2 separate regions of the Mus musculus genome follow, and region 1 is linked to region 2. A link is a loop called in an ENCODE intact Hi-C map of the cell type or tissue named here. Cell type or tissue: gastrocnemius. All regions are shown on one strand. Each heading gives the region's core, and the rest is flanking DNA. Links, peaks and the distances in the headings are about the cores only.

What was found. Hi-C counts contacts between places; a loop is a spot of excess contacts. Peaks named below come from ENCODE experiments on the same cell type or tissue, not always from the same donor. Only the 100,000 strongest peaks of a DNase experiment are listed, where the experiment ranks them.
Region 1: a loop joins it to region 2, with 5 times the contacts of the local background. A loop is called at or near these places in 7 of 42 quality-filtered maps.

What each region holds. Positions count from the first base shown.
Region 1 is chr5:32,582,623-32,595,239 of GRCm38, forward strand. Gm15614 (predicted gene 15614) reads right to left here and starts at 764. Exons shown (of 4, transcript NR_168094.1): 1 at 647-764. In gastrocnemius, for the core only: a CTCF peak has its summit at 5,699 (motif pointing right); a DNase peak (open chromatin) is centred at 5,701.
Region 2 is chr5:32,707,093-32,719,709 of GRCm38, forward strand. No RefSeq gene overlaps it. Among named protein-coding and RNA genes, the nearest start is that of Gm52771, 20 kb to the right of the region's middle. In gastrocnemius, for the core only: a CTCF peak has its summit at 7,293; DNase peaks (open chromatin) are centred at 7,021 and 7,214; H3K4me3 peaks cover 1,712 bases; H3K27ac peaks cover 1,448 bases.

The DNA of each region.
Region 1 (12,617 bases), core at 2,749-7,748, 130 kb before region 2:
CGTGATTCTTGGGTGCACGCCGAATCAGGAATTGAGTGGGGGTTTCCCCACTAGGTTCTTTCACCCCACCATTATGGATGGACATGGACTCTACTCCTCTGAAATGTGAAGCCCCAATTTCTTCTACAAGTTGCCTTTGTCATGTTTTCTTACTGGGGAAATGAAGAGAAGAAAACTGTGGGCAGCATCAGGGTTGGGGTTAGAAAGGGTTGGAAAGGCTTAACTCTAAGAAGCATCAGAGAACAAGAGCTGCCCCTCCAAACAGCCAGGTCCCTGGGACTGAATCTGTCCCTTGCTGTTCATTTAACCTCTCTGAGGGTTGCATTCCTCTTGTCAAATAGAAGTGCAAATTATCTATTTCATCATATTGAGCAAAGTATTCCATGAGAAAATTGATGCAAACTTGTAATATCTGGCACTTCTTTGGAGCTTACCACATATGCACACATAGCAAGCTCATAGTTCCCTGAAATGTAAACTGAGAAGGACTAGATGAGAGTCTGAAGACTCATGTCAGAATTGAAGAAACAGCTGAAGGATGAAGATGGCCAGTGTCTTAGTTAGGGTTTTACTGCTGTGAACAGACACCATGACCAAGGCAAGTCTTATAAAAAAAAAAAACAACATTTACTTGGGGCTGGCTTACAGGTTCAGAGGTTCAGTCCATTATCATCAAAGAGGGAGCATGGCAGTATCCAGGCAGGCATGACGCAGGAGGAGCTGAGAGTTCTATGTCTTCATCCAAAGGCTGCTAGTGGAAGACTGACTTCCAGGCAACTAGGGTGAGGATCTTATACCCACACCCACAGTGACACACCTACTCCAACCAGGTCACACCTATTCCAACAAGGCCACACCTTCAGATGGTGCCACTCCCTGGTCCAAGGATATACAAACCATCACAGCCAGTCACAGCAAATTTCCAAGAGGGGTCAAGGAGGAGGAGGAGCCAGAAAATCAACCATTGACTTTGCCAATGATTACTCTATCAAGAATAGCTTCAGCATGTGGTGGAAACATTGTGACTAACACTTGAGGAAACAAAGAACTGAATTTACTCTGAGATGAGGTTCAGCTAGGGAAGGAAAAGAGACCTCCACTAAAGTGGAGAATAGAACTACATTTACTTATTGTTCCGAAGTCAGATCTCTTAAGCATGGTCACTTTTCCACCAGTAGGGAGGAGACATACTCATTGATTTACAAAATGGGAGGGTAGAGGTTATAGAACTTAGAACCCAGATAAAGGAAACGAAACATACCTTTTGTTGTAAGACAATGTGAAGATTTAAATAAAAAATGGCCTCAAAGACTCTTAGGGAGTGGCATTATTGGAGGTAGTGCCCTTGTTGGAGGAAGTAGGTGGGGGGGAGGTATGCTCTGAGGTTCAGATTCTCAAGCTGGGCCCAGTATTTTACTCTCTTCCTGCTGCCTGTTCATCCAAATGTAGTGAAAGACCTCTGAAGGGAGACCCTCACTCAAGTCTTGGGATAATAGCAGACCCCCAAGAACTCACAAGAGACAAAACTTGATGCAAACCACACGAGGCTTTATTCAGGGAAAGCCAGAGCTCTGGGGACGACTCATATCCCACACAGGGGTAGAGGAGTCGACCCCAAGGGGAAAGGGGTCCCAGTTTTTATAGGTCCTCAAGGGGGAAAGGAGAAGGAGGGAGTAGGGGATTTCCAGATCTAAACAATGTCTATTCTAAAATGATTGATTTCTTCAGAAATGGGTATGGGAGGGAAACAAGGAAAGAGTCTAATGAAGGTGCAGTAACTCCGCATTGGCCCTGACTGTGGTTGCTGGGGAGATTTTCTGACTCCCCAGCAACCAATATCACAAACACCTGCCAGTGAGGTGCAGCAGTGGGCACACACATGGGTTCAAGGAACAGCCAGAACATTGGCAGACACACGGGTTCTATGAGTGGCCAGAGCATTGTACACCTCTATTTTTCTAAATCAGTGAAGCTAGTTCTGCTAACAATGAAATCTATTTTGCCAATTTCAGGACTTCTGTGACCTTTTACATTCTGTCAGGATCTTTCAGTAGAACTCTCTCAGCTACCACTCTGTGCCATATCTGCCTGCATGCCACCATGCTTCCTACTGAAAGACCCACAATGTGAGGACTCCCCCACGTTCTGACTCTGGAGAGGTGACACCCAAAATCACTCACGAGAAACAGTCTTGATGCAAATCGCAAGAGGACTTTTATTCCAAGAGCTCTCTGGGGCCCACAGTCGTACACCATGCAGGGGTAGAGGACTGTGTGGGCCCCGAGTAGCTGGGAAAGGGGGTATTTAAAGGAAGAAACCACAACTCAAGGGGGTTAGGGAGGGTGTTGTTGGAAAATACCAAAAATACCAGTTAAGAGTCACAAGGAAGTGGAAAGTCAAGACAGTTTCTATGAGCCTCTAACAATAGCACATTTGCATAGCAGGTTTCAGCAAAGGTCAGGGTGGGTCAGGGTGACTTTCTTTGAATAAACACTCCTTGAACCCAGGAAGCGGGTGGGTGGAGGAATGTCACTATCTGTTTTATGATTAGCATGCCTTGGAGCATTGAGTCACAAAGGTCACATTCTCAAGCCTGGGCCTAAAGGCCTAGGGTTTTTTTGTTTTGTTTTGTTTTTATATTGCACTTTTTCACTACAATGACTAAACCTCTGAACTATAAGCCAATCCTAATTAAGTGTTTTCTTCTAAGAGCTGCCCTGGTCATGGTGTCTCTTCATAGTGTAAGGATCCAAAATCATTGAAGAAAGACCCCAGGCTCAAATAGCATGCAAAGACAAGGAGTGTTTATTCTGCAGAAGCAACCAATATGCGGGGTCAATCAGTCTCCAAAATGGCAACCCTAGACAAAGGTACACAAGGCCTTGTTATAGGGAACAGGGTAACTCTCTAGAAGGATTAGGTAATCTAAAATTTCATTGGTGCTAAGGGGTCACAAGGTGGTCAGTGCTCTGTACTCCTATGTAATGAACATTTAACCATAGGATGAGATAGGACTGACTGTCAGCACAGATGACCCATTCTGAGACAAGATATTTTCCCATGTTTGTGGTTATCCCCAGGATGTTCTTTGGGAGGGGGTTTTATGACCTTGTTTCTGGATTTCATGGCCTGTTCCTGGAGCTAGTGCCCTATGGCTTTCTTTTTGAAATCAGGCCTGGTCCTTAAATGGAAACAAATGGGGTTTATGCTATCCTTTCAATAGCAATAGAAACCTTGAATAAGACAGACATGAAAATATGGAGCTGGGCAGTGGTGGTGCATGCCTTTAATCCCAGCACTTGGGAGGCAGAGGCAGGTGGATTTCTGAGTTAGAGGTCAGCCTAGTATAGAATGAATTCCAGGACAACCAAGGCTACACAGAAAAACCCGGGTCTCAAAAAAAAAAAAAAAAAAAGAAAGAAAGAAAGAAAGAAAAGGAAAAGAAAAGAAAAGAAAAGAAAAGAAAAAGAAAATATGAATGGGGACTGGAGAGATGGCTCAGTGGTTAAGAGCACCAACTGTTCTTCCAGAGGTCCTGAGTTCAATTCCCAGCAATCACATGGTAACTCACAACCATCTGTAATGGGATCTAATGTCCTCTTCTGGTGCATCTGAAGAGAGCAATGGTGTTATACTCATATGCATAAAATAAATAAACCTTTAACAAAAAAAGAAAATATGGATGAATATTTGTGATGGTTAATCTTCGTTGGCAATTTCACTGGATTTTAAATACAACTAGGAAACACACTTCTGGATATAGTTGTAACAGTTTTCTGAGGAGTCTAACTACAGAACTACAGAGAGGATATTTATTCTGAATGCAGGCAGGACTATCCCATAGACAGGGTCCTGGATTGTGTGAAAAAGAAAGAAAGAAAGAAAGAAAGAAAGAAAGAAAGAAAGAAAGGAGGGAGGGAGGGAGGGAGGGAGGGAGGGAGGGAGGGAGGGAGGGAGGGAGGGAGGAGCACCAGTGTTCATTTCTCTCTTCCTCTAGACTGAAGATGCATGTGATCAGCTCCCTCAAGCTCCTTCCATCCTGCTGCCTCACCAGGATGACCTGTACCTCGAACTGTGAGGCAGAATAACCTTCCCTTCCTTAAACTGCTCATTTCATGTGTGTGTCACTGCCATGAGAAGAGTGGTGAATGCAAAGGTAAATTTGATAAACTCTTAAGAAAACAAGTATATGGTTTGAATTCTCATGATCTACCATATGCTGTTATCAGATATAAGCCTAAGAGGCAAGAATTTTAGTGGTAGAATTACAAGACTAACTTGTAGAATGCAAGCCTGGGTGATAGCTTGGTATCAGATTATAATAAATTCTGGATAGTATAATTTATTTTTAAAGATTTATTGTTATTTTGTGTGTTTAGATCTTGCCTGCATTTATATCTGTGATCCAACTGTGTACAGTGCTTGTGGGGGCCCCTTAAAAAAGGGCATCAACCCTGGAACTGGAGTAATTAATGACTTAATTGCCATGTAGGTACTGAGAACAAAACTTGACATCTCTGCAAGAGCATCCAGTACTCCTAACTGCTGAGCCATCCCTTTAGCTGTAATTTCTTTTTTCTTTTTTTTCCCCCTTTGGATTTGTTGTTTTGTTTTGTGTTTGTTTGCTTTGGTTTTTTGTTTGTTTGTTTTTAAGACAAGGGTTTTCTGTGTAGCTCTGGCTATCTAAGAACTTGCTTTGAAGACCAGGCTGGCCTCAAACCATCTGTCTGCCTCTGCCTCTGCCTCCCAAGTGCTGAAATTAAAGGCAATTGCCACACCCCCATGACCCCTCCCCACCCCCACTCCCCCACCCCCATTCCCAGTTTAAAATTTGAAGCTCAGACTAAAAAATTGAAGGAGTAAAATACTTCTAAGTATAAAGGAACCAGAACTCTTCCAAACAGTTCTAAAGCTAACTTTTTCGAGGGTAAATTTTTAAACTGAAATTTTTCTAACAACAAAAACAAAACAAAACAAAAAACTCAACAACAACAACTTGTGAATGCTAAGAATTCACAAGAAGAATACAGTTCCTGGCCAAAAGCCTTGCATCTCTGTTCAAGGTTTAACTGAAAGAAAACTTGCCTCTGACGTCTGCTTTAGTCAGTTTGTTTTGTGACAGCCTTTATTGCAGATGCCCCTGTGCCCTTGGATAGGAAATTCATAATCCAAGGCCATTTCCAGAAAATTGTTCTGAGAAACCCTCAGAATCAGACATTTGACTCATCAATATCAATAATCATCTATCTTAAAGGTCATTTTAAATTAAGAGTCTGTCATGGCTTATTGTAAAGTGACCCTGACCTCATCTCTGCTCAGCAAGGGCTATTAAGTAGCACACATGCATCAGAGCATTTCATAACTGCATTGGGAGATGTGTGAGCTGTATCTAAATATGAATATGGAGTCATTTTCAAGGTCTTTGTTTCAATAAAGAAGAAGCCTAATTGAAGTAAGTGGATTCCAAAGAAGTTTTGGCCACTGTTAAAGGACTTCTCTCCAATGGGCCAAGCAGACCATAAATTATTCACGTGAGTTATTCTGATTTTCCTGATGAAATTCTGGCTACGGTACCATATCCAGCTCACTCACAATCTGTTCTAACAAGAGACCACTCTTATCCTGGATAGAGCTTCACCTCCTTGAGACCCAGCTTCCAAGAGCCTGGCAGAACTTCATGACAATACTATTTCTTTACGCCACAAGGTGGCACCCGCAAACTTCCTCAGCGCTGAACAGCCTGGTGGCTAAATTCCCACCCTTGGAGACTCTATTAAATAAAGGGATGTCAGAGAAAGATCATCTAATCCAATTTGCCAATGTTGCAAATGAACACACTGAAACCAAAAGAACATAAATGACCTATTCTGAGTCACACTTGTAGTTCAGAGGAGGCATGATGCAAGTTCAAATTCTCAAACCCACATTCATTTCATCAAGAAGCAGTGCTTTCCAAAGCAAAATAATACACTATTTTTTTTCTAACAGTCTTACAAATACAATCTACTTCCACTTTTCCTCCAGTCACCCTCCATCAGGAGCCAATCTGATAGAATTGGCCTTGAAGCATTGCTGAATAACCACAGAAGATTCTCAAACAAGTTTGAAAATGATTGATAGGTGGAATAGCTGAAGTAGGAGTCCTAACACATGTTTGTCACCCTGACTGTCCCTTCTCCCAGGGCCCCATTGTATGTCCATCTAAACTACCGATGGAATTGCACAGGAATCCTTAGTTCAGATACCTGGAACCCTTCATGACTTCCGAGTCTAACAATCCTACCCTGGCCCAAAATTAAATTAGCCTTCGTCATGGTTGCACTTGGCCCTCTTTGGCCACTTGATCTTCAGCCCTATTTTCAGTCTAATGGCCCTCCTCTGCTTCTTCTGCTGCTGAATTATGCAAAGGAAATCAAACAGAAACTGCTTGCTTTTGCTATAAAACTGTGCCCAGTTTTCACTGACCCTGACCCTTATCAACAGCTACTTTGCAGTTCTGGTGGCCCACATCCTACAGAGGATGCTCTGCCATCAAGCCCTGTCCTTGTTTCTGTTGTTGCTGACTCAAACCAGAAACAGTTACCAGGTGTTGTTCTGGAAAAGTCCATATGCTAATTCATCGTAGTCTTTACAAAGATCCTACAAAGCTTGGAAGGGAAAAAAAAATCCCCATTTTGAAAATAAGAATCTTAGGCATAGAGATCAAGAGCTGGGGAATGGCAGAAGAAATAGAATTTTAGTCTAGGAGATCTATCTCCAAAGCCATATTCTTTGTCAAAAATGTGTGTAGCCTCCAATAGCTATGCTGGAAGCTTTCCTTAGAAAGCAGAAGCCTGGCCATTAAGACTCTCCATTCCTAATGACGTATTTATATGCCCACTGTATTTGTTACTTTCTCAAGCCCTTCCATTCTCACCCATCTATCTAATGATTTGTTTATATTCCTACCAGATTTATTACTTTCTCAAGTCCCTCCATTCCACTCTATATCATGACTTATCAACATTCCCAAGGCATTTGTTTGTTTGTTTGGTTTGGTTTTGGTTTTTTGTTTGGTTGGTTTGGTTTGGTTTGGTTTGGTTTGGGTTTTGCTGTGACAAAATAGTTAGCAAACACAGCTCCAGGGTTTACCGTGGCTCAGGGTTTAAGAGGGGACACTATCATAGTAAGGTAGCTGGCTGCCCACACTGAGCGAGGAAACAAAATCCAAACCGGAAATGACAGTAAAATTTAAAACTCTCAAGGTACACCCACTTCCTCAAGTAAAACTCTACTTCCTAAAGATTCCATGACCTTCAAAACCATGCCATCAGTTGAGGACTGAGCATAACAAATTTTACATTCAAACCACACCACTAGCCATCCTTCAGACATTTTCCTTACCCAATTTGTTTGTTGTGGGATCTTTGTTCTGAAGTGTAGAAATGGAACCCAGGCCTGGGGCATCATGGAGCACCCCTGGCCCCTCTACCAACAGTTTTGATCCCAAATTCTCTTTTCCAGTGATGCCTCCTTTATTTCTTGTGTGGGAAATACTCTATAAAGGTTTCTGATAAAACTTCACTTACAAACCTCAATGACTGTCCCTTGGTCCCTGTCCTTTCTCAATGGAAGCTTCTTTCTCTTATCTTCCACTGCATATTTATCTTTTCTGTGCTTTTACAACAGAGTTTCTCACTTGCTACTTTGTTTTTAATGGGTTGATCTATTTTGTAATTGACAGATAATTGTGCATATTTATGAAAATTATCTGATTAATTTGGTGTATGTGTATATTTTATAATGATCAATTTGGGCTAGTCAAGCTGTCCATCATCTCAAACATCTATCATTTCCTTCTGATGAGAACTTTGAAAACTCTCTCATCTAATGTTGATAACTGTAACTACATTGTGTAATAGAACAAGAGAACTATCTAAGCATTCACTTTGGATACACTCCAAACTTGCCTTTTTTTTTCTTTCTTTTTTTTTTTTTTTTCAGTGTAGATGTTTGAACCTATCCATAGACCCAAGGGTTTGCAGTTTTTCAAATCTCTGCAGGTGATTTACCTGTATTCCAGGATTAAAAATATGAAACAGGCTTGGTAGTGGTGGCACACATTCTTTGAGGAGGCAGAGTCAGGCAACTCCTGACTTAGACTCTGTGAGTTCAAAGCTGGCCTGGTCTACAGAGCAAGTTCCAGGACAGCCAAGACAATACAGTAAAACTTTGTCTCAAAAAATCAAAACAAGCAAAAAGAATATAAAACAGGCGCAAAAGACAAATGAAATGATTTTACTTTAATGGGGTGCCCTGAGCCCTGAAACTCAGAGACAGGAGGCAAAACAAATGGCTACTCGGGCCAGTCCTGACCTTGATGCCTTGACTGTTTTCTCACCTGAAGTGACTTTCTCTTCCTTCTTGCCTGGCTCAATCCCATTGGTTTCTAAGGTTCAGTTCCTGGGGCTGAATGAAGTAAATTCTTGCTTTGTTTATCCTCCTCCTCCTCCTCCTTCTCCTCCTTTTCTCCTTCTCCCTGTCCCCCCCCCTCATTAAGACTCCTGAAGCAGAGATGAGAGATAGGAGGATCATCAGTCAATGCATGCTATGTAGTGAGACCTTGTCCTCCTCATCACAAAATAAGTTGTAAAGTTGTGTTTGTTGTACATGTCTTTGATTCCTAAGTCCATCTCTATTTCCAGTGGCACTCCTAAACCGCCTTAAATTTAGACATCCCATTGCTGTCATCCACTAAACACTTACTTTCTCTCAGACATTTTAGACACAACATGACCAAAAATAATTTTACCCTTGTTTACCCTGATTTTCCTCCTGGTTTTTTGTTTCAAATCCTATCATCATCATCATCATGCAGTGTGCTCATCAAGTGCTCAGAACAAACACCTTATAACCACTGTGGCTTTATGAAAGTTAGTAACATTATTAGCATGGTGCACAGCCACAACCCTAGAACTTACAAGGCTGAGGCAGAACTTGAATTTCCAGACCACCATAGACAGCTTAACAAGACCCTGTTTTTAAAAGCCAAATAACTGTGGCTGGAGAGATGGCTCAGTGGTAAAGAGAACTTTCCCCATCTGAGGACCACAGTTCTGATCACCCATGTGGGGCAGCTTACAACCACTTGGAACTCCTGTTTTGGGGGATCCAATTCCCTGTTCTGGCCTCCAGGGGCACCTGCATACATGTAGCACCCAAACACATATCACACACACACACACACACACACACACACACACACACAAATAAAATAAAATAAAAGTAAAGTAAAAAGTTTAAAGAGCAATAATAAATAGAAAAGTGATTATTATAATAATAGAATTGTAATAAGGACTTTCAGAAATTTGGTGAATCTGTGATGGAGATACTGATACTCATAGCTCCATATTTAGAATAAATTTTAAAAATCAGCACCTGAGAATATGGAAAAAGCAAATGTTAATGGTGTGAACTACCTGTACTGGAGGCCAAATACCATCAGTTCCCCTCTCCAGAGCACTGTTAGACAAGGTATAAGGTACATTTTCTTTTGAGAGCAGAGCCTTACAAGAGGCATAGCAAAAGGTACTGACAACGAGATATATCTGTTAAAAAGAGGCAGGCAAGCACTTGTTGAACATCTTTCTGTCTCTGTAGTCAAGATATGTTATAGTTTACGCAAGGTGTTTGAAGTATGTGTTTGCCATATTTTTAAAGAAGAGCTATTATGAATAAGGTACAATGTGTATAATGGAATATTATTTAGCTTTAGAGGGGAAGAAAATTATGGCATAAGGTAAACCTTGAAGATGCTATTACAGATGAAATAAGCAGGACACAAAGGGATAAACATTTTATAACTCCACTTACCTGAGGTACAGGAAGCAATCCAATGCATAAAGACACCAAAAGAAAGGTGGCTGCCAGGAAGGAGCTAAGGAGGACGGAGAATGAATATCCAATGAGAATGGAATTGTGGAGTAGAGGATACTGAAGATTGGACCTTGGGACTACTCAAGTGTTCTACCCTCCAAGCTACATATTTAGCCAAATGAATTATGTATGGAGTTGAAGAAAATTGAAAGATTGACCCTGTAGATGGATAATGGTGATGATTACACAACAGTATGAATGTTCTAATAATAGTGAACTGTATGCATAAAATGAGTAAAATCATAATTTCCATGTCACATTTACCACAATAAGAAATAACATAAAATGAGCCAGGCAGTGATGGTGCACACCTTTGATTCCAGAACTTGGGAGGCAAAGGCAGACAGATCTTCAAGTTCAAGGCCAGCCTAGCCTAGAGATCGAGCTCCAGGACAGCCATTGTTACTCAAAGAAACCCTGTCTTGAAAAAAAAACAACAAAACAAACAAACAAACATAAATACATAAAACTAGCCATTGTGGGCCACGCCCAGGGTGCTAGCTAATTGGAAGACTAGGATCGAGTACTTAGTCAAGGAGTTCAAGGTCAACATGGGCAACACTGAAAGACTCTGGAGAGAAAGATGGAGGATGGAGAGGGCAGAGGCTCAAAGAGGGAGAAGGAAGAGAGAAATTGAGCAAGAGGAAGGGCAAGAGGAAAGAAGGGAAAGTTATGTGTCACTTCTAGGTTGGAGCAGGTAAAAGCTACTGTTCCTTTTCTATGTTTTTATGTCATCATGACAATGTGAAAAGTCACTAGGTGTTACAGGACTCAGGAAGCCCTTGGATGCTACATGCATACTAATATGGTAAATCTGTATTTAGTTATTTTTGTTAGAAATGAACATTTGATTTTTTTTTTTTTTAGCCACTGAATTTAAGAGGCTTGTTATATCGACATAACCATACTTCTCCTAACAGAGTATTCAAAAGACAGTGACATGAGAATCATTAGTTCTACTCATGATCACTTCTTAAAACTCCAGAATGGGGAGCTGGAGAGATGGCTCAGCGGTTAAGAGCAACGACTGCTCTTCCAGAGGTCCTGAGTTCAATTCCTAGCAACTACATGGTGGCTTCACAACCATCTGGAATGGGATCCAAAGACCTCTCCTGGTGTGCCTGAAGACAGCTACAGTGTACTCATCTACGTAGAATAATTAAACTTTAAAAATATATATTAAAAAAAAGAACAATTCCAGAATAGGGCCAACAAAATAGCTTACCTAGTATAGGCACTTGCTGCCAAGTCTCAGGATCTAGTTTCAATTCTTCTTGGCCCCACAGAGTAGATAGAACCAACTCCAAGATTTCCTCTGACTTCCACATATGTGTTGTGCTGCCCATGCTTTCATGGGTGTGTGCATGAGTGGACACATACCGCAGGCATACAGGGTGAAATAGATGCAATTTAAAAGTTGTTTAAAATCTCCGACGTGACCTTTACTAAATACCAAGAACCACTAGAGGGCACAACTGAGTTCCAGGGACTTTTGTCAACGGTGAATTTGAAGTGAGAAATGAAAGAAACCTTAAGGTTAATTAAACAGTGCAAACAGAAAATTGTTAGCAATTCTTTCTAATTTCTTTCTCTATAAGTTCACCAGCTACCTTTTTACCCTCTGAGATAACTAAATTAAAATACATTTGGGACTTCAGTTTTAATATGAAATCAATATTCTATAATATATAAAGTACATTTACAGATGGGATTTGTTGCCTAGAAAAAAAGTGGAAGATGTTCTTAGTATAAAAGGAGAGTTTGAATTCCAACCTAAAGTTTTGCTTTCTTTAGATAACTCAGTCTAGGGACAATGGCTTTTTGACTGTGGGATCCTTACCGCGTCTAATTTGGTCAGTTGAGAAAACTGAGATTTCTGAAGATTTGGGACTAGGGGAGCAGACCAGATGTTCCACACATCAAGCTGTTACAGGAAGTGTCCCACCCACTCCCAATGTCAGGCCGAGTTCTTGACAGACTTCCTTTTCCTGTTTCCTTTTCCCCCTCTTTCTAATTTTTTTTCAAAGTTTATTCAAAGGCTACTGCCAACGCCATCGTGCTCTATTGTCCTGGTGCTGACATCCTTCCATTGCCTTCTTCCTGTGAACTTTGATTGCCTCACTGTCCTGTTACTTCTTGCTGCTTCTCACCAATTGTTACATAGGATTGTCTTGTTTGCTTGATTTGGAGGATTTGGTGGAGGGAGACAGGAGAGCAAGCTCTTCTTTTGTTGAAACCAAATCTCCCTGAATAGCTCAAAATGGGATAATCTTTTTTTTATTAGATATTTTCTTTATTTGCATTTCAAATGTTATTGCCTTTCCTAGTTTCCCCTCTGAAAATCCCCTATCCCCCGCTCCTCCCCCTGCTCCCCAACCCACCTACTCCCACTTCCTGGTCCTGGCATTTCCCTATACTGGGGCATAGAGCCTTCACAGGACTAAAGGCCTCTCCTCCCATTGATGACAGACTAGGCTATCCTCTGCTACATATGCAGCTAGAGCCACAAGTCCCACCATTTGTTTTCTTTGATTGATGATATAGTCCCAGGGAGCTCTGGATAGTTCATATTGTTGTTCCTCCTTCAGCTCCTTGGGTCCTTTCTCTAGCTCCTTCACTGGGGACACTATGCTCAATCCATTGGATGACTGTGAGCATCCACTTCTGTATATGCCAGGTACTGGCAGAGACACTCAGGAGAC
Region 2 (12,617 bases), core at 4,297-9,296:
AGAGGCAATAAACCCTTGTCAGTTCCTTAGTGAAATAGAGTGATAACATAAAAAAAGGTATGAAAAGGGCTTTGGCATTTGATAGAATTAAAGTAAACTCTTGTCTTTTCCCACCATTCCTTTTCAAGGATTCTGTGTGACCCTAGGCAGATCTCTCAGCCTTTCTTAAACATATGTCCTCCCTCTCTCTTGGTCCTTCTAAGAGTTGCCATTTTTGATGAGAATTATTACAAGGTAAATTTGGAGCAGATGTTCCATGAGGACTAGTCTCTACCTGACTAAAAGAGGCTGGCTGATGAGTCAACTCTAGGAGATCACGAAGGCTCCAGAAAGATTTCTGGACCTCAGCAAAAGAAATGTGTAGAGGCTATGGCCAACTACTGCCATTATTCTCCAGAATGACAAATCATATCGTTGGAACTTCCACCTAGAGTCAAAGGATCTCTGGGTGTTTGTTATGAGTAAGAGAAAACAAGATAGTAGGTGCCTGAGTGTGTTCAGCTTTAAAAAAAAAATGTTGACCGGGCGGTGGTGGAGCACCCCTTTAATCCCAGCACTTGGGAGGCAGAGGCAGGTGAATTTCTGAGTTCGAGGCTAGCCTGGTCTACAAAGTGAGTTCCAGGACAGCCAGGGCCACACAGAGAAACCCTGTCTCAAAAAAAGAAAATGTTTCTGACTGAAATAGTCACTTTCCTTCCATCCTTTTCCTCCAGCTACTCTCCTTCAAACCCTCCCACGCCCCCCATTCTCAAGCTGATAGTCTCTTCTTCTTTATCACTGATACATATGCATGTTATTTACTATTATATGTATGTATACTATTAAATACTGCTGAGTTAATTTTTGATGGTAGTGTGTATATGACTTCAGGGCTGACCACTGTACATTGGATAGCCAATAAGGAGAGAGGCTGCTTCTCCTAGTCATCATTTGTTGCCCATAATTCGTTGTCTAGGGGTGGGATCCCAAAAAATTTACCTCCTTCCATGATATTGCCTTTATTCTGGTCTTGTTTGTGTAGTCATTTCTAGGAGAGACATTCAGAGTAGACTTTCTGGTATGCCTCTTAACAATCTTTCTGTCCCTTCTTTCAAGATGTTCCTGAGCCTCTGATGCAGGCGCTTTGAAGTACATTATCTTTGGGGTTGGTCTCCCCATGATCTGTTGATCTCTACATTGAATCAATTTGTGGTTTTCTGTGAGTGTTTCTGTTTGCTGTAAAAATAGTCTCCTTTGATGGGGGTTAGTAACTGCAATTATCCAAGATAAGATGATTCCTGTGCCTGTGTGAATCTTTTATGAGCTAAATGGTCTTCTTAGTATACAGGGAGATTGGACACTTTGAGGAGAAGACATAGGCTCTATCTGCAGTAACACAAGCACAGCCTTGGTACTCACTAAACAGAGGCTTGTGAAGAAGAAATTGGATACTAGTCCCTTGAGATGATATTCTCTTCTCCACTAATAGTGCTCAAATTGGGCCAACCATACTCCAGCAGTCACAAGGAACATATATAGATGTCTATGTCTCAAGAAATAATTGGACATCAAGGCAGATTTTCTTTTTTTTTTGGGGGGGGGGGCTCCTTGTGAGTGGCCAAATGTGCCATGAGGGAGAACTCTATAGGACACTACAGACCACACGCTGCTGTTCCTCTTTGTCTAACCAAGTCCCTTTCCCTTTCTGGAGCCTTTCACCATAAGGAACAGATTAGTCCAACTGGGCTCACTGGAGACAAAACTTTCTGTGCAAATAACTAGCAAATGTATGGGCCTTGTGAACTCTCCTTGTCTCTTCTATGGACCAGGGCCTGTTTGTTCTTACCTGTTTGGCATAACAAGAATTCAGGGAGCTGTATTAGAGATACAACTTCTCCTTCTAGTTCCTTCACTGTGGGTCAGCAGATAATTCTGTCATTGCCCTGATACTGAATAAAGAGATGCAGTTTGGAGTATTATTATCATGTGACTTGTCTAAAGTTTGGGAAGAACAGAGGTTACTAGAAAACATGGTCTATGAATGATTCACAGAGACTCACTTCTACAGAAAATCCAGGTGTTCTTGCCAAGATAAAATATCTATTTAAAACTAAGTGTATTTGTAGGTTTAAAGTAACAAGTTGGGGAAAATCATCCGGATGACATACGAAGATGCCACCTCGTCAGGGACACGATTGGACTAGAGAACACTTTGGTAAATATATTCTCAAGATATTAAGACATGAAAGCTTCATGAGTGTTTTCTGTGGTACTGTGACTCTCATCTCAGGGACGTGTCCATGTCAGATAAGCACTACACCATTGAGCTATACTATTCATCCCCAGCCTGAAGTCTTTGTTCCAACCAAGGAGTAAGAACATGGACATTTTTATAACTTATGCTGGTCTGTGATAGGTGAACTCTCTTTTTAAAAGCTATGGGATCTGATTAGCTTTAGTTTTGTAATTCTACAGAGCCAATTAAATCTCATTCGAGCAAGAGACCATTCTTTTGCTAATGCAGGTGAGTCTGAACAAGCAGTCTTCGGTTGGCACGACCTTGGTGTGTAAATCATTAGCCTCTCTCACGCAGCTTATCAGGACATAGGTTCCAAGTAGCCATTCTTTGATAAGGAGTTGAGGCTTTAGCTGAGATAAAGAAAAGGATTTATCATTCCTATGTATTATAGTTTTTATTATATGAAAAATATTTTGTATAGAGTCACAATCATATTTTTTATATTTTAAAAATAAGGCTTGTTTTGTGAGTTAAAATTATTTTTGGAGTACTTAATGTAAGATCAGAAGCCTCATTATACATGAAATAGCAATGCTTTTGTTTCATGAGGTCACCCTCATTCAAATAATTTATGACAAAATTTGATCTTGAGCCTGCTATACTGTGGTTCTCAGAGTATCCTGTAAAGGAACACTTACCACTTAGACTATTTATAGAATCTCATGTCCTTGTCCATCTTCTGTAAGTGTAATGAGGTTGATGGCAGAAGGGTGAGCCCTATCTCAAGCTCTGCCCAGCAATTCTCTGGCTTCCAGGTGGTATGATAATGAGAAGGCCAAAGCCTGAAAGGCAAGGCCTGGACTTAAATTACCACCAACTTGGCCTACTGGTCTTGAGTGACTTCCTTAACTTTCTCTATAAGCCAGTTTTTAATTTGTAAAACAGGGTAACGTTTTAATGTAAAACAGAGCTGTCTTATGGGGTATTGGTAAAAATTAAATGAAAGAAAAACTTATTAAGTGCCAAGTAGCATGGTTGTCTCATTAGTGAGTATTTATTAATATGTCACATACCTGGTGGGCAATAGTCAATTTGAACAAACTCAGTGTTGACTGTGCATGTGATTCAAAAGATAAGAGGGGAGCTGATTGGATGGCTCAGCAGTTAAAGGTACCAGCTGTCCAGTTCAAGAACCTGAGTTCAGTCTTCAGGATCATTATTGTAGAAGGAAAGAACTGACCACCACAGTTGTCCTCTAACTTCCACTCATGTGTGTGCATACACATATACATGAGAGGAGACACACACTGTGTAAATAAAATAAGGAGCTAGGGAGATGGTTCTGTGATTAAGAGCATTTTCTGCTCTTGCAGAGGATCCAGGTTCTGTTCTAATCCTCATAACCAGCTGTAATTCCAGTACCATTGATCAGATGCCGTCTTTTGGTTTCTGCTGGCACCAGACGCACATTATGGCAAAACACTCATATGCTTAAAATAAAATAAAGCACTCGGGCTGGAGAGATGGCTCAGAGGTTAAGAGCACTGGCTGCTCTTCCAGAGGTCCTGAGTTTAATTCCCAGCAACAACATGGTGGCTCACAACCATCTCTAATGGGATCTGATGCCCTCTTCTGGTGTGTCTGAAGACAGCTACAGTGTACTCACACACATAAAATAAATCTTAAAAAAAATAATAAAGCACTCAGTGGATCCAACTGAAAGGTTGGCAAAAATATGGTCTCTTGCTCTGATGAGATTTAATTAGCTCTGTAGAAAAGCTAAAACTAAAACTGATCAGACCCCATAGCTTTTAAAAAGAGAGTTTACCTATCACAAGACTAGCATAAGTTATTAAAATGTCCATGTTCCTTTTTTATTAGATATTTTCTTTATTTTTATTTTTTTATTCTTTGGTTTTTGAGACAGAGTTTCTCTGTATAGCCCTGGCTGTCCTGGAACTCACTCTGTAGACCAGGCTGGCCTTGAACTCAGAAATCCCCCTGCCTCTGCCTCCCAAGTGCTGGGATTAAAGGCATGCGCCACCACGCCCAGCTGATATTTTCTTTATTTACATTTCAAATGTTATCCCCTTTCCTAGTTTCCCCTCCGAAAACCCCCTATCCCTTCCTCCTTCCCCTGCTCCCCAACCCACCCACTCCCATTCCCAGTCCTGGAATTCCCCTATACTTGGGCATAGAACCTTCACGGGACCTAGGGCCTTTCCTCCCACTGATGACTGCCACACACTCTGGCTGAGGCCTGGAAGCCACTCACGAGGCAGAAAGTTTCACGGAAACTCACTCCTGGAATCTGGCATTCTCTCTAACCTATACATTAATATTCCATTCCCGAGTCAGTCTAGTGTATGGATCCACATGCTCTCTTTTAGAATTATCCTATTATAAATGCCTTTTAAGATTTAATTCTGACATAGCCAAAGCCTTCGCCAGTGTTCCAATATCCTAGAAAGTCCTTGAGCAGACCAAGGGCTTGGAATCCAGGAAGAATGTTGCCTATTCAGTGACATTCAGAATAGCCTCTGGTATCACTTTGAATAAAAGCTAGGTCACTGCCCTACATAGGAATTTACCATCATCTAGGAAGAAATTTCAGACCTAAGGAGAAACCAGAGTAGATACTTAGAACTATAGATAGCTGAGTTACACCCATACACATGTATTTACAATGGCCTAAGGGAAAGGTGGACTATACAATAGACTAAAATAGGAACTATGGAAAGGGCACGAAGCCCTTGACCCTAGCTTCTAAGATTAAGTGAATCTTAGGTGGAGCTCCTTTTGATCCCAGTTGTTAACAATGAATTCTATCCCAGGTGGTTCCTGTTAGACCTTCTGTGTTTGTATTCCTCTGTTTTATGTAAGAATCCAGTAACCTCTTTGTACCTTGCGAGTGTGTCACCCAACTTCCTTATTGTCTTCTGTATAAAAAGTTTGATGCTCGATTTGACACATTACATTCAGATTCTACAGAACCTCTCCTGTGTGCATCTATCTGTCAATTCATGCACCCTTTACCCACCTGCAACTAGAGACCCATTCCACGCAGACAAAGGGATCCAGAGGGTCTGCGGCAGATGACTGCCTAGACCATCCTGTGCTACATATACTGCTAGAACCACAAGTTCCACCATGTGTTTTCATTGATTGGTGGTTTAGATCCAAGGAGCTCTGGGGGTACTGGTTAATTCATATTGATGTTCCTCCTATGGGGCTGCAAACCCCTTCAGCTCCTTGGATACTTTCTCTAGCTCCTTCTTGGTTGGAACAAAAGACATCAGGATGGGGGTGAATATTATAGCTTAGTGGTAAAGTGCTTACCTAACATGGACACATCCCTGAGTCAGCACATCTCATAATCCAGCCCAGGGCACTTGTAGACATCACAGCAGTTCTGTGAGCAATTCACATCTCTTCCCTCACATATGGCTCAGATCTGAAGCCAGATTTCTAATCCCAATGTCTGCACTTTGGATCCTTTTTTGAGAACTCTGGAGTAGACACTAGCAAAAGAAATGCCAGAAGAGTCTTCCTAAGCAGTAGGTTGCACTAAATTAAGGCATCTTCTCTCTGGAACCATGGCTCTACAGAGAAGTGAGAAGTCTGTCCTTGCAGATGATGGGTGTCAGTGAACGTTGGGATGTGCCTAAGGCAGTGGAGTGGATATCAAAACTAGCTAAATTCAAGCCATTGTGGTTCACAGGCCATGCAACTATTTCTGAGGTAATAAAGCTGCTGCTTCTGCTATCTCAGTCATTTACTATTTATTTGATGTTCTTGAGAGGTCAGAACAATTCCTAAAATTCTCAAAAATTCTCATGGCACAAGTCCCTCATACAAATAAAAGCTGATGTTTGCATGAGTATCTGAGTGTCACACTGAGTATCACACACACAGCACAAATGAACCCATGTGCAGCAGCATCACATAAAGAGCCACACCTGTACCCATGTGCTACAGCAACACATACCAGGCACACCTGAACACATGTACAGCATCATCTAACACCTGGATCACATGTAAAGTGGCATCACACACCAGGCAAACTCCAGGACACATGAACAGCAGCATCACACACCAGGCCCACATGTCCACATGTGCAGCAGCATCACATACCAGGCCCACATGTCCACATGTGCAGCAGCATCACATACCAGGCCCACATGTCCACATGTGCAGCAGAATCACACTCCCGGCACACATGTAAAGTGGCAACACACACTAGGCATACATTTACAGGTTAATAACACACCAGGCACACATGTACACAAGTACAGCAGCATCACACAACAGGCACACATGTAAACATGTGCAACAGCATGACACATCAGGCACACATATTTACATGTGCAGCAGCATCACATACGAGGGACCCATGTTCACATGTACATTGGCATCACACAACAGGCACACATGTACACATGTACACATGTACAGCTGCAGCACACGTCAACAGGCGAGGAGTGGTGACGGGTCGCCCAAGGCTCTTCGGTCAGGACCTGACCCGGTGACGTCACTGGAGTCGCCGGGGGTAACGGTAGTCGCTGCGGGGAAACCGGAGATCAGGTCGCGCTGCTCAGAGGTGGCGACGCGGAGAGGACCAGGAAAACTGGGTTCGGCAAGGAGAGGAACTACGCATGCGGCATGCCCTGTTTGTTTCCGGGCAGCGAACTCAAAACCGGAAATCCTCGTCGTCGCTGACGCTCCGAGTTCTTCCCTAGAAGAACTCACTTCCTGTTGGGAACGGAGGAACTTCCTGTCTGGCGCAGGAAGTTAGTGTTTAAGCATGCTGGGAGTTGTAGTCATTTCCTGCCTCGGGTGTTACTTCCTGTTTGCTACAGGAAGTGACATCACAAAAGCACCGAGGCAAGGTGGGAGTTGTAGGTCCCACCTGTGTAGCTCCAGATACAATCTCCCGGTAACCTACTGTTTTAAAACGCGACCCCGTCACCGGGTCGAAGCCGCTCGACTGCCCGCCCTTCCCTCAGGCTGGCCGGTTGACCGCAGGCAAATCCATATCCTTTGACACCGACCGGAGCGGAGCGTTGGAGTGACAACTTGTCGCCACCGGGTGGCGCGCGAGAGAAACCGTCTCGGGGTTCAACCCAGAGACACCCAGTCTCAGAAAAAAAAAAAATTCAATAAAGAAATAATTCTGAATAAATAAATAAATAAATAAATAAATCTAAACCTTTAAAAATTTAAAAATAAAAAATAGGAGGAGTTGAAGATTTAGCTCAGTGGTAGAGTGCTTGCCTAGCAAGTGCAAGGCCCTGGGTTCGGTCCTCAGCTCTGGGGGGGGGGGGGGGAGACAAAAAAATAGGAAAAAATACCAGCTGAGTCTCGAAAAAAAAAACCAAGACTAAATTAATTAAAGAAATGACTAATGGCTGGGCGTGGTGGCGCACGCCTTTAATCCCAGCGCTCGGGAGGCAGAGGCAGGTGGATTTCTGAGTTCGAGGCCAGCCTGGTCTACAGAGTGAGTTCCAGGACAGCCAGGGCAATACAGAGAAACCCTGTCTCGAAAAAAAGCAAAAAGAAAGAAAGAAAGAAGAAAGAAAGAAAGAAAGAAAGAAAGAAAGAAAGAAAGAAAGAAAGAAAGAAAGAAAGAAAGAAAGAAAAAAGAGAGAGAGAGAGAAAGAGAAAGAAAGAAAGAAAGGAAAGAAAGAAAGGAAAGAAAGAAAGAAAGAGAAAGAAAGAAAGAAAGGAAAGAAAGAAAGGAAAGAAAGAAAGGAAAGAAAGAAAGGAAAGAAAGGAAAGAAAGGAAGAAAGGAAAGAAAGAAAGAAAGGAAAGAAAGGAAAGAAAGAAAGGAAAGAAAGGAAGAAAGAAAGGAAAGAAAGGAAGAAAGGAAGAAAGAAAGAAAGGAAGAAAGAAAGAAAGAAAGGAAAGAAAGAAAGAGAAAGGAAGAAAGAGAAAGGAAGGAAAGAAAGGAAGAAAGGAAAGAAAGAAAGAAAGGAAAGAAAGGAAAGAAAGGAAGAAAGAAAGAAAGGAAAGAAAGGAAGAAAGAAAGAAAGAAAGGAAAGAAAGAGAAAGAAAGAAAGAGAAAGGAAGAAAGAGAAAGGACGAAAGAAAGAAAGAAAGAAAGAAAGAAAGAAAGAAAGAAAGAAAGAAAGAAAGAAAGAAAAGAAATGACTAGATAAATGAATTTTAAAAATTTAAACATTTGAAGATCTCCGAGTTCAAGGTCATGGGATTAGAGGTGTGGTGGCGCCACATGGTTATATGGCGCATGTGGTTATGGTTGGGGTTAGTTTTAGGATTAGAGGGTGGTTTGAGTTTAGGGGTTAGTGGTTAGGGTTACAGTTTTATGGTTAGTGTTTGGGTTAGGGTTAGGCTTATAGGGTTAAGATTAGAGGGTTAGAGTTAAGGGTTAGGGTTGCTAGGCTTGGGATTAGGGCTAGAGAGGCTAGAGTGAGGGTGAATGTGAGGGTTAGGGTTCAGCGTTTGGGTTCAAGGTTAGTGTTCACTTCTAGGGTTAGGGTTAGGGTTAAATTTAGGATGTTAGGGATAGGTTTGTTAGGGTTATGGGGGTTAAGGTTAGGGTGAGTGTGAATGTGAAGGTGACAGTTCAGGGTTAGGATTCAGGGCTAGGGTTTCATTTCAGGGTTAGGGTTAGGGTTAGTCTGTGAATTAGGTTTAGGAGTTAGGGGGTAGGGGTTAATGGTTAGGGTTAGGGGTTCCATTTAGGGGTTAGGGCTAGTGTTAGAGTTGTTAAGGTTAGGGTTGTTAGATTTAAAGTCAGAGTGGTTAGAGTTTGGATGAGGGTGTTGGTGAAGGTGAAGGTTCAGGGTTAGGATTCAGGGTTAGGTTTTGGTTTCAGGGTTAGAGCTATGGGTTAGTTTTAGGGGTTAGTGTTTGGGTTTGCCTTATTTTAGGGGTTAGGTGATACGGGTTAGGGGTTAGGGTTAAGGTTATGGTTATGTGTAGGGTGGTTAGGGTTTTATGTTTAGGGTTACGATTAGGGTTCAGGGTTCCTGGTTTGGGTTCCGTTTATGGGGAGCTATGGTTTTGGGAGTTAAGGAATAAGGCTTATGGGTTATATAGGGCATAGGATATGAAACTAGCTTTAGGGGGGGTTATTTGGGGGGTTTGGATTAGAGTTAGAGGGTTATGGTTATGGGTTAGGATTAGTTTTTAGGGATTAGGGTTAGGGTTAGGGACAGTGTTAGGGTTGTTAAGGTTAGGGTCATGGTTAATGGGGTTATGGTGAGGATGAATGTCAGGCTGAGGGTTCAGGGTTAGGGTTATGTGTTAGTGGTTAGTGTTTTGTTTAGGGTGTTAGGTTTCATAGATTAGGGTTAGTCTGTTAGGTTTAGGAATATAGCGTCAAGGTTAGGGGTTTTGGGATAGGTTTAGTGGTTAGGGTTAGGGCTAGAGGGTCAGGGTTAGGTGTGAGGTGTTAGGGTTAGGTTTAGGGGGTCAGGAGTTTGGGGTTAGTTTATGGGTTAATGGTTAGGGGTTATGGTTAGGGGGTTGGTGTCAGGTGGTTAGGGTTAGGGTGTTAGGGTTAAGAAGTTAGGGGGCTAGGGTTTGGGTAAGTGTTAGAGGGTTAGCGTTTTAGGCTTAAGAGTTTGGGGTTAGGATTAGGGTTTGGGAGTTAGGGTTAGAGTATTAGGGTCAGGGTGTTAGGGTTAAGGAGTTAGGGGGTAGGGTTTGGGTTAGTGTTTGGTGGTTAGTGTTAGAGGATTAGTGTTTTAGGCTTAAGAGTTTAGGGGGTTAGGATTAGGGTTTGGGGGTTAGGGTTTGGTTAGGGTTAGGGTTAGGGTTTTATGGTTAGGGTTTAGTGTTGCATTCTGGTTTGGGTTCAGTTTCTGGAGTTTGAGGGTTTGGGTTCTTAAGGCGTTAGGCTGTAATGATTAATGGTTATGTTAAGGGGGTTAAATTCGGGGATCTAGCGTTAGGGGTTAGGGTGCTAGGGCGTTAGGGTTAAGGGGTTAGGGTGTTAGGGTTAGGGCTTGGTTGTTATGGTTAAGTGGTTAGTGGGTTAGTGTTAGGGTTTATGGGTTAGTGTTATAGTGTTAGGGTTATGGGTTACGTTAGGGTTACTTGTTAGGGTTAGCAGTTAAGGTTAGGGTTGGAGTTAGGGTTAGGATTAGAGTTCTGTTTAGGGTTAGGTTTTAGTGGTTAGGGTTAGGAATTAGGTTTAGGGTTAGGGACTAGGGTTCAGGTTAGTGTTAGATTTAGGGTTTCAGGGTTAGTGTTAGGGGGTTAGTATTGAGGAGTTAGGGGTAGGGGCAGGGTGTTAGGGGTTAGGGTTTGGGTTATCTCTTCACAGCCGTGGGATAGAGTGGGAGTTTGGAGCTAGGTGCAGACTCTGCCTAAGCTGTCTGTCTCTCAGGCCGCCCTTCATAGCTCCCCTCTGGCACTCCGCTGCTAGTCACTCCTAAGTGTTCTGAGTGTGTCTGCCCCTTGCTGTCCCTGTAGCTCTGTAGCTCATGGCCTTGTCAGCATAGGGGCTCCCTCTGCCCTTGCCACTGCCTGTGTGATCAATCAGAACATTAGCATACAGTTGTGTGCTGAGTTTTCAGTTAGCCTGTAGCTGCTGTTTCATTTGTTTGTTTGATTGATTGTTTCTGAAACAGGGTTTTTCTGAGTAGCCCTGGCTGTCCTCCAACTCGACCTGTAGATCAGTCCACCTGCTTCTGCCTCTCCACTGCTGGGATTAAAGGCATGCACCAACACTGCCCAGCTTCTGCAGTGATGTTTAAAGTTCCCACTTTTGGTGATTTGAATATAGTGGAGACCATTCCCCAAGGGCTTGCCCTGGCCACTCCTCTGTAAAAGCCTTTTGCTAAAAATACCTTAAATATCACCTGTCCACGTAGCTATCTCAGGAGCACACTTCTTCCTGTTTTAGGGAAACAAAAGGTTATTCATTGTGAGTTTCTTTTTAAAGTTAATGTAGCCTGGCATGGTGGTGTACACTTTTAGTCCCAGCGCTTGAGAGGCAGAGGCAGGCAGATCTCTGAGTTCGAGGCCAGCTGGTCTACAGAATGATTTCTGGACAGCCAGGGCTACACAGAGAAACCCTATCTTAAAAAACAAAAACAGACAAAAAGTATAATGGCCACCGGTGGTGTCTGCTTGTAATCCCAGTGCTTCAGAGCCTGAGGGAGGAGCATTGAGTTTCATGCTGGTCTGAGCTACATACAGTGAGTTCGGGGTCAGCCTGGTCTACAGTGTGAGTTCTAGGACAGCGAGGACTACAGAGAGAGACTCTGTCTCAAAAAAAACAAACAAGCAAGCAAAAGTAACATGTAGAATGGTAAAATATCGACTTGTTACTGAGTTGGGAAGATAAGTTCATTAGACTTTTAAAGGTTAGTTCATTAGACTTTTAAAGATTTATTTTACTTATGTGTATGTGTACGCATGTCTGTGCACATAAGTGCAGTGCCTACAGAGGTCAGAAGAGGGTGTTGGATCCTCTAGAACTGGAGTTAAAGACAGTTGTGAGCCACCATGAGAGTCCTGAGTACTGAATCTGAGTCCTGCAGGAACAAGAACGCAGTTAACCACTGAGCCATCCCTCTACCGCCCCTCAGCACCCAGAGTCATTTTTGTTGGCTTTAAAAAAAAACTATTTTATTGAATTCTTATGTCTCTACCTCTCTTGCAACCCTTGCTCCACCGTAAACCTTTACAACCCCCAACACTAGGTAAGAGAGAAAGAAGGCCAGAGGGCAAGGGGGGCCGAAAAACTCTGTAGGCTACTTCCTGCCGATCAGGGGTCAGGGGGTTGGTTTTCTTGGAGCCAGTCCAATCTTTGTTATCAAAATATCCTGCAAACCAGCAAGAGCAAACACAGCCGCAGGGACCAGCAGCAGGAGGCGGAGTAGCAGCCACCACAGGCCATCTCCAGAGTCCCAGGTCTGCAGCTGGCTACTGTGAAAGGCGAACCATAGTCACCTGCTGTGAAGTAGCCTCTTACCTCACACCTGGGGTTAAAACAGACACATACTTATATAACATATCTGGGTTTTTAAAGAAACGAAAATTCTCAGTGCACATTTTTTTTAAAAATATTTTTAGGGGGATAGAGAGATGACTCAGCAGTTAAGAGCACTGACTGTTCTTCTCGAGGACTTGAGTTCAATTCCCAGCAACCACATGGTGGCTCACAACCATCTGTAATAGGATCCGATGCCCTCTTCTGTGTCTGAAGACAGCTACAGTGTACTCATATACATTAAATACATACATACATACATAAATCTTTTTTAAAATTTATATTTAGTTATGTGCATGTCTATTCTGCATATCTATGCACATGAGTGCAGTGTCTGAGTAAGCCCAAAGAGGACCTGAAATTACAGGTGTGAGTGACCTGACCTGGGTGTTGGCAACTGTCCACAGAGGCCAAAAGAAGGCATAGGGCCT